2 separate regions of the Homo sapiens genome follow, and region 1 is linked to region 2. A link is an interaction called in ENCODE POLR2A ChIA-PET data of the cell type or tissue named here. Cell type or tissue: MCF 10A. All regions are shown on one strand. Links, peaks and the distances in the headings refer to the core of each region. The heading gives the core; the rest is flanking DNA.

Evidence for each region. Peaks named below come from ENCODE experiments on the same cell type or tissue, not always from the same donor. Only the 100,000 strongest peaks of a DNase experiment are listed, where the experiment ranks them.
Region 1: POLR2A ChIA-PET joins it to region 2 with 11 read pairs; 9 of 35 experiments call an interaction of 5 or more read pairs at or near these places.

Annotation. Positions count from the first base shown.
Region 1 is chr10:88,384,299-88,386,798 of GRCh38, reverse strand. All of the region lies in intron 4 of RNLS (renalase, FAD dependent amine oxidase), which reads left to right. Among named protein-coding and RNA genes, the nearest start is that of RNLS, 200 kb to the left of the region's middle. In MCF 10A, for the core only: no CTCF peak of the experiment used is centred there; a DNase peak (open chromatin) is centred at 1,108.
Region 2 is chr10:87,841,817-87,848,832 of GRCh38, reverse strand. It overlaps the pseudogene CFL1P1. Among named protein-coding and RNA genes, the nearest start is that of KLLN, 18 kb to the left of the region's middle. RefSeq lists an enhancer at 4,982-6,181. In MCF 10A, for the core only: no CTCF peak of the experiment used is centred there; DNase peaks (open chromatin) are centred at 5,562 and 6,352.

The DNA of each region.
Region 1 (2,500 bases), core at 1-2,500, 540 kb before region 2:
TTATTGGAGACAACTACCCTGAGATAGCAGTGATTTGGGAACTAATACCTAATGGCTAAGTGGGTGTCCTCAGCCCTCACATCCTGCTTATCTATGGAAACTAAGTAACATGGGAATGATAGCTAGAAATCCACCCTTTTCAGAGGACCCAAGAGTCCATCTTTAAATGCTGTATGGCTGGGTATGCTGTGAGGATTCTCTTAACACAGAACAGCTCTGCCTTCCAAAACCCTAAAGACGTTTGATAAGGAAAAATAGCTAACAAGTTATGCCTTTCTCATAACCTTTGAAACCTACTTAAAAACTGAAACAGTACAAGAATTTGCAGTTTAAAATGACCAGAGAAGTGGCAGAAAGCCAGAATTCTGTCAGAGACGGCTTAGAAAAGCTTAATGATTAACAAATGGGTCACTGCCTTCAGGCTCTGACCTTTAGAACTAACCAATTTTAGCCTTTTGGTTATGTTCCTTCAACTCGTTTTATATCAAGGAAAAAAAAATACTCTCTAATGGCACAGTACCACCCATCCAAAAAAAGGATTCTTAGCAGTCCAGTATTTGGTCAGTAGCTTTTCTGATAACATGGAGTTGGTCCTAAGCACAGTATTAACAACTGTTAAATTATATTTTTTGTTAGAGTTTAAGGAAGGCCCTAAGCACGACTGCATATCCTGCAGGTGAAATGTACGAAATTTCGGTTAACATGGTAACGGCTCTAAAAATACCTAGGCTACAGTTTAACCACAGAGTTTCCTCCTTAACGTAAAAAAGCCACCATCACGAGCTGTTAGAAAGTGCAACAAAAGCAATCTCTGTCGGACTTTGTGCAAGCAGGCTATTAAATCAGGCCTGGCAGTGACAATCTGCAGCCACTCTGCATCAAAGTAATAATTAAAGTTTTGCAAGCCCAAACAGCAATGCACAAACCACCTAAGAAATATGTTACATTGATAAGTCCTTTTTTTCTGCCTGTAACTTCTCTTCTCCCCTACCCCCAACCACCAGGTGGACTAAGCAGGGCGTGGCAGGGGCACCGTGACAAAGAGTCACCACACCATAACCACAGGGCCCCACCCGAAGGAAAACCTAGGGCAGGCTGCCACGGTTTTCCCAGCAACCTCTGCACCAGGATCCCATAGAGTATGCACAGGAGGCTAAATCACTCACCTGGGGTTTCCCATCTGGGCTCTTTGCTTGGCAGAGACAGAGAGGGTGGGGTCAACCTTTTCCTTGATGCTTTTGCAGTTAGCAAGTTGGAAACACATTTGACTCTTTTGAATTCTGTGCCTTGGCTATTCAGGAGTCTGTCATGTCTGGGCTTACTAAATTCTACCATGTCTAGGCTGCCGGGTTTAATAAATAGAAATACCTGACATCCAGTTAAATTGGAATTTTGAATAAACAGTGAAGAATTTAGTGAGTGTAAGTATATCCCATGCAATGCTTGGGATACTTACACTACATACTTATATACTTATACTACAAATAATTTCATAGTTTACCTGAAATTCAAATTTGACTGGATGTACTTTCAGAGTCTTTTTATCCACCAACACCCAATTAACAAATTGGTTTTTATTTGTTTGGGCTTTTTAACTTCATTTTGCTTTTATTTAGTTTTGCTTTGCCTTGCAAGCCTTGGGTCAGTGTAGAAAGGCTAATCCAAGGAAATGAGCTAGCATTTGCTGAGCTCATTCTTAAATCAGGCTTCATCTTAGGTACTTTTGATGCATGGTCTTTTAAAATCCTCACATCATCCTCTATAATAGCCTACTTAAAATCCACATTTTATAGAGGAGGGTACCTCAGCTCAGAAAGGTTAAGTGATTTGACCAAGGTCACACAGCTAACAAGGAGGCAAAGCTAGGTGTAAGCCTAAGTGAGTATGACCCCAACTGGCTTTCTCAACTACTTAGTACATCTGCAATAGTCACATTTAAATGTAATAGTTAATTTTTGCCTGTTTATCAGACATTAGGTTCTTTTCCTTAACAAACGTCAACTCAATAGCATAGATTTCATAAGCGAAAAGCTCAAATTGACAGCTGAATTGGGAACTGTTCTCCATCAACTCCTGGTACATAATAAACTATTTTATTAATCTCTTTACTAAAAATGAACTTCCAGGCCATTTCTGACTACTCCACACTAGAGCTATAGTTGTTCTAAGTGCTTTCTATATAGTAATTAATCTAATATTGAAATCAACCCTATGATATAGTCAGTACTATAATTTTCAATTTATAGTGTAGAGAAATTGAAGTTCACAGCCTTTCCCAAGGTCATACACTGGTAAGGGAATTAAGCATGATTTAATCTCATCTTCCTGGCTGCAAAGCCTAGGTTGTGTGGCTTTGAGGAATTACTTAGCCTCTCTGAGCCTAAGTTTTTTCATGTGTAAAATGGGAATTATAACTACAGTACTATCTATATCATTGTTAACCATCTAAATAATGGTTAATTCATTTACCAGTGTTTGACCTTGAGAAAGTCTCTGAACT
Region 2 (7,016 bases), core at 4,269-6,768:
CAAACATTTTCTGGTTTGCAGATTTCTGGATGTAGTTACCTTGGTGGTTTAGTGGGCTTGAGTTTGTTTCAGAAGCTGAGTCAAGGAATCCTGACCCCTAGTTCTCCCAAACTGCACAAATTATTTCTAATAACCTTCTCCAGTAGACATCTGTTTATTTTGCAATTAATAGAGAGTAAAGAAGGCCTTAAAGGCATTTGTGCTTTAGGGCACTCAATGTAAATGAATTACGATGCTGTCTTTGTATAACATCTTGGTTGATGGTAGACTAATGATGCCCTTTAAAGAAAGAAATGTGAGAATCATGAATAAAAATACTTCCAGAAGTTGTCAAAAGCCACATTATAGAAAGAAATTTGGTGTCTCATAGAACACTGATGGATTACTACTCATTGCTCACCAGTTATTTAAATAAGGCGACCAAGGGATTTTTCCCAAATATAGAAGATTGCTATGACTTACATATATGGACAGAGGGACTGTTCCTGAGTCCTTGAGAGGCACAGCAATGTCCTCAGTGATGTGACTTCAGTGAAACAGTTACACAGCTTAGGAGACTCCAACACAAGCAATTCCACTTTTGGGTATAAACATCAGAGTAGTGGTCTTCAAATAGGAGAAATAAGGTTCTTAGTTTCAAGAGAATCAATTCCATAACTTCCATATACACTTTCTCCTAAATCTGATGTGCCTCAGAACTAGTGTAGTCAAGTGGACCTAGTAGTTCCTTGTCCCCATTTCCCCTTTCACAGTGCCCTTTATCCCACTTTAAAAGAGAACAGAATACCCCTCTCCATCTGAATGCTGAAACGATGTACTGCCTGAAAGTGTAAAAACCTGCAAGGAGCTAAAGAGATCATCTGCAATAATGATATTGCTGCTAAGTAGCTGAATAATTTTACCAACAAACCCTTTTAAAAGTTAACCTGTTTAACATTAATTTTTTTTCTGGTAAATTGAAGGAGAACCTATTGAAACTATTCATTGAAAAATCATTACAAATAAGATCACTAAGTGATGTATGACATATAATTTGGGAAGCTTTCAAATAAATGAGTAACACTGCTAAAACACTTCCTTTCACTCACCATCTACTTATGTGAATAATATTACTCAATGTTTACAACATAAAAGCAAAAACTAGGGATAAATGATCTAATGCTGAACTTGTCTCCTTCTAGGAATATATAAAATTCATTTGTGATATATAAACCAATTTTTTAAGCCCAGTTGATTTTTTTATATTTAATAATTATCAAAATTTAAAAGTATTTATTTGATTATACAAAAATATTAATGATAATTTGGAATAATTTTTAACACTGAGGAGCATTATGGTCCAGAAAATTTAACACAATTTAAATTTTTATAAAATTTGTTGCATGGAAATATGATACAGTCATCATCAATAAAAGATATTCACACATAATATATATTACATCCAAATAAAAATCTGTATCAGAATTGGAAAAAAAATTCAAGTTCAAAGAGAAAAAAGAATGATGTAAAATTTCCCATTGTAAAAAATGCTTGTTCGTTTTTTTAATGTTTTGATGGGCAATGGCAACAAATTACTATGGTATTTATGAATATTGGATACACTTAAGAATTCTACTTTAAATGTTACATAGGCCAGGCATGGTGGCTCACGCCTGTACTCCCAACACTTTGGGAGGCCGAGGCGGGTGGATCACCTGAGGTCAGGAGTTCGAGACCAGCCTGGCCAACATGGTGAAAACCCGTCTCTACTAAAAATACAGGTGAAACCCTGTCTCTACTAAAAATACAAAAAAAAAAAAAATTAGCAGGGCGTGGTGGCGGGTGTTTGTAATCCTAGCTACTCGGGAGACTGAGGCAGGAGAGAATCGCATGAACCCGGGAGGTGGAGGTTGCAGTGAGCCAAGATTGCGCCATCGTACTCCAGCCTGGGCAACAAGAGCAAAAACTCTGTCTCCAAAAAAAAAAAAAAAAAAGTTACATAACTAGGAAATTACTTCCTTTCCACCTACTTAAACTTAGAATAAAAAAGTTCAATTCTAACTCTACCATGTGTATAGAGGAAAAGTTTTTCCAAATTGTTTGTGGGATAAGCTAACAAAAAAGTTTAAAGACCCCTACTCTAGCAAAACTTTCATATATTGAAAGCAGAAACATATAGGGAAATTCATGGAAATATTATTTAAAACAGCAAAAAATTAGAATCTAAATGTTCCATATAGATAAATCAAATGTGATATTTTCATATGATAAAACATTATACAGCAGGTTAAACAAATAAATTAGATCAACTTATCAACATGGAAATTTTGCAAGCTTTATCAGATACTAGTTAAATCTGATTCTCAGAATTACATTGGGCTCATCCTTCTTTCATTTCCCATTCCTCTCATGACAGAGAAACCCATCCAAAAAGTACAATAGGTGTGACATTGCCCAAACTTTGGCCCTGAAGCAGAGAACCCTGAGTGGGTATGTAACATCATCATATCGCAGTTCTAATCATGAAGGCTCCATAGTTATGTAAGGTATTTTAATGACTACACTTGCTGGGAGTGGAAGGGAGATTAAACAGCTCAAATAACCAATTAGGAGGAAAAGGATTCCCTCATTATCTAGTCTTGCGTGACATAATGACGTTTCTGTCAACAACAGCCCGCATATACCAAGGCAGTCCCATGATTATAATGGAGCTGAAAAATTCCTATCGCCTTGTGAACCTAGCCATCCTAACGTCATGGAGTAATGCATTACTCACAGTTTGCGGTGATGCTGGTGCAAGCAAACTTACTGCACTACCAGTCATATAAAAGTATAGCACATTCAATTATGTACACTATGTAATACTTGATAATGATAATAAACAACTGTTACCACTTTATGTATTTACTATACCATACTTTTAATTGTTATTTTAGAGTGTACTCCTTCTACTTATTTTTTTTTAGTTAACTGTAAAACAGCCTCAGGCAGGTTCTTCAGGAGGTATTCCAGAAAACAGCTTCAATATCACAGCAGACGACAGCTCCGTGTATGTTACTAACTCTGAAGAGCTTCCAGTGGACAAAATGTGGATGTGGAAGACACCGATACTGATGATCCTCACCATGTGTAGGCCTGTGCTTACATGGGTGTTTGTGTCTTAGTTTTTAACAAAATAAGTTTAAAAAATTTTAAGAAATTAATTTAAAAATAGAAAAAAGCTTATAGGATATAAAGAAAATATTGTTGATATGTAATCATAATTTATTATTATTTACAACTTTATGTTATTTAATAGCTTATTATTGAAGAAATTTTTTCATAAATTGTAGCCTAGTGTGCAGTGTTTATGCAGTTTACAGTAGTGTACAATAATGTCCTAGGCTTTCACAGTGACTCACCACTCACTCATTGACTCACCCAGAGCAACTTCCAGTCCTGCAAGCTCCATTCATGGTAAATGCCTTATACAGGTATACCATTTATCTTTTATACCATATTTTTACTGTACCTTTTCTATATTTAGGTATGTTTAGATACACAAATACTGACCATTATGTTACACTTGCCTACAGTACTCAGTATAGTAACATGCTGTACATGTTTGTAGCCTAGAAGCAACAGGCTATACCACATAGCTTAGGTGTGTAGTGGGCTACACCATCTAGGTTTGTGCAAGTACACTTTATCATGTTTGCACAAAGACAAAATTGTCTATGGATTCGTTTATCAGAACAAATCCCTGTTATGTGACACATGGCTATATTTGGAACCTCTACTTGCCTGGAAAGAGGAAGTAAGGTACATATTTACTTACATATGAATGATGGATAAAAGAAATATTAGTGACTTTGCAAATATCCAATGGTGAGATAAGCAAAAATGACTCTTAGCAAGAAATTAATTCTATACTAATAAAATCAGTTGTGGAGTTATTTTCTGTAGGAAAGCAAAATCCATAACATAATGCCAGTAGTAACAATTAAATTGTTTGCTTATTCATATGAATTCTATTCTACTCTGTTTTGGGAAATCTGCTTAAACATTTGAGTATTATTTTATTGTATTTTCTTTTTTTAAAAATTAAAGGTCGCTCACTAGTCCGGTTTCCATTAGCGGCCATAACCAAGGGAGAGGAACCAGCTGGCATGGGAAGGGGCCATCTTCACAACATTCCATTTATACACAGAACTAAACAGACAGGCACAGAGTCACTGTTGTGGTTAGAAGTTGTAGCATGGGAAGGTGGAGGAACAGGTGGAGAGTGGGGTTGTTTTTAAAATATATATATAGGCCTTCCCCAACTGGGGTTCCTGGGAGAACTTGGTCTGCTTCAACCCAAGAGGAATCAGAAGATCCAAGCAGTTTGGGAAGGCCAGAACTGTCAGGGATGGAGAGAGGAGGAAAATCCAGGGAGTTGGGGGGCTGTTTGGCAATTGGGGTGAAGGGAGTGCCTTCCCTCTGCTGGGATTCCCCCAGGCCCTCCAGTCTGGCAGGAAGGGGGCAGCCTGCAATCCCTGAGGGCAGGTCTGGGACTAGTAGATTCTCCAGGAAGGGCGCTGGAGGGGATCACAAAGTTTGCCCTCCAAGAAGACGACAGTGCTGACCCCTAGCTGCTTCTTGATGACGTCTTTGGAGCTGGCATAGATCATTTTGCTCTTAATGGATGCAGACTCAGAGGCCCAGAAGATAAACACCAGGTCCTTCTTCTTGCTGTCCTTGGTGGCGTCATAAGGGGCGTAGCGGCAGTCCTTACTGTCAGCATCTTGACAAAAGTGGCATAGGGATCATCAATGGTTTGGTCCACATTACTTACCAGGATCTTCTTGGCCTCCGCAAGGATGATGTACTTCTTGTACTCACTCAGGCAGAAGAGCAGCAACTTCTTGCGCTTCTTCACCTTTTCTAGTGTTGAAGACTTGCACACTTTCATGTCACTGAACACCTTGATGACATCATCAAAGACAGCCACATGGGAGCCCATGTTTCCAGAAGTGAAAAGGAGATGGCAAGGAGAGCCGCTGCAGCTGCTGCCAGGATCTGACTAGACATTTGAATATTTTGAGAATGAAGTCTTATTTTCTCACTGACCCCATTAAAAAATCAGTAATAACATAAAATGAGGCTGTAATAAGAACAATAATGATAATAACTATATTTATTATTACTAACATTTGTTGATAACACTTAATGGAGTCATTAAAGGGTATGTATGGTCTTATGAAGCCCTCTGGCATGTTTGCATTTTCTCCCCAGGTCTCTGCAAATATGTTTCTATAAAGGACAGTGTGGGGTAAGCACTGTCACACAAGTAATAATGAATATTTATTGATTGCATACTACTACTAAATGACCTACAGGCATGATCCACTTAAATACCTCTCATATATCTCTTAAAATTTGCTGCTACACTGCTTCCCTACCAAAAGTACTAAAGCTATCCTTCTCCTATAGCAGCTGAGGCTTTATTATAATTTCTGCAATTTTCTACCTTCAGGAGGAGTTTTCTCCCTAAGGTTTCCAGTATTCTGAAAGTACTTTCCTAGCAGACTCCTCCCATTGCTCACTAGACATGCCTAGACAAGTTCTAACCTCAATTGTGAATGCAGCCTTTATGTGAGTACTCTACCAGAGGAGGGAGAAAGGGAGAAAAGAAATGTTATCACAATGATTGTATTCATTAACCTTCATAATATATATGTGAAAGGAGGATGTAGTGGAATAAGGGTTGTGGCCATGCACATAACATTAAACTGGATTGCCATCTGTTCATAAAGATTTCTAATTTCTTGCTACATTTATTTTTATTTACTTTTTATTATTTTTTTAAGAGATGGGGTCTCACTATGTTGCCCAGGCTGGTCTTGAACTCCTGGGCTCAAGTGATCCTCCCATCTCAGCCTCCCAAAGTGCTGGGATTACAGGTGTGAGCTACTGCAGTGGCATCTTGCTACATTTAATACTTCACATTACTCCATTCTTTTCTTTGGAGCAGACTGAAGCATTCCTTTTTTTCTTCTTTTTCTTTTTCTTTTTTTTTTTTTTTTGAGACAGAGTCTCACTCTATTGCCTAGGATGGAGTGCAGTGGCACGATCACAGCTCACTGCAGCCTCGACCTCCCAGGCTCAAGTGATTCTCCCAACTCTCAGCCTCCCAAGTAGCTGGAACTACAGGCATGCGCCACAAAGCCCACCTAATTTTGGTATTTTCTGTAAAGAGAGGGTTTTGTCATGTTGTGCAGGCTGGTCTTGAACTTGGGCTCCAGTGATCCTCCTGTGTCAGCCTTCCAAGGTGCTGGGATTACAGGCATGCACCCCTGGCCTCTGAAGCATTCCTTGAGTCAGATATGCTTGGTGTTGTTTACTCAACCTGAGTCACCTTTTGCTTCCCTGTTCACCATTACCTACTGCCTTACCCTGAAAGGGGAGGTACTTACTATATATACTCAGATCATAAATTCCTCAGGAAGCTATCATGAGGTTAAAAGTACAGTTTCTGGAACCAGATTGTTTGTTTTCAAATTTTGCTCTGCCACTTACCAGTTGTGAGATCTTTGGCAAGTTACTTAATCTCTATGTACCCATGTCCTCATCCGTAAAATGGGGATGATAACAGTAGCCACCTCATTGGGTTTTTAATTTTTTTTTTTTTTTTTTTAGATAGAGTCTCACTCTGTTGCTCAGGCTGGAGTGTGGTGGCACGATCTCGGCACACTGCAACATCCACCTACCAGGTTCAAGTGATTTTCCTGTCTCAGCCTCTTGAGTAGCTAGGATTACAGGCACCTGCCACCATGCTTGGTTAATTTTTGTATTTTTAGTAGAGATGAGGTTTCACCATGTTGGCCAGGGTGATCTCGAACTCCTGACCTCAAGTGATCTGCCTGCTTCAGCCTCCCAAAGTTGCTGGGATTACAGGTATGAGCCACCGCACCCGGCCTATCAGTGGGTTTTTATAAGGACTGAGTGAGGGAGTGTGTGTGTGTGTGTGTGTGTGTGTGTGTGTGTGTGTGTGTGTGTGTAAAATCACTTAGGAC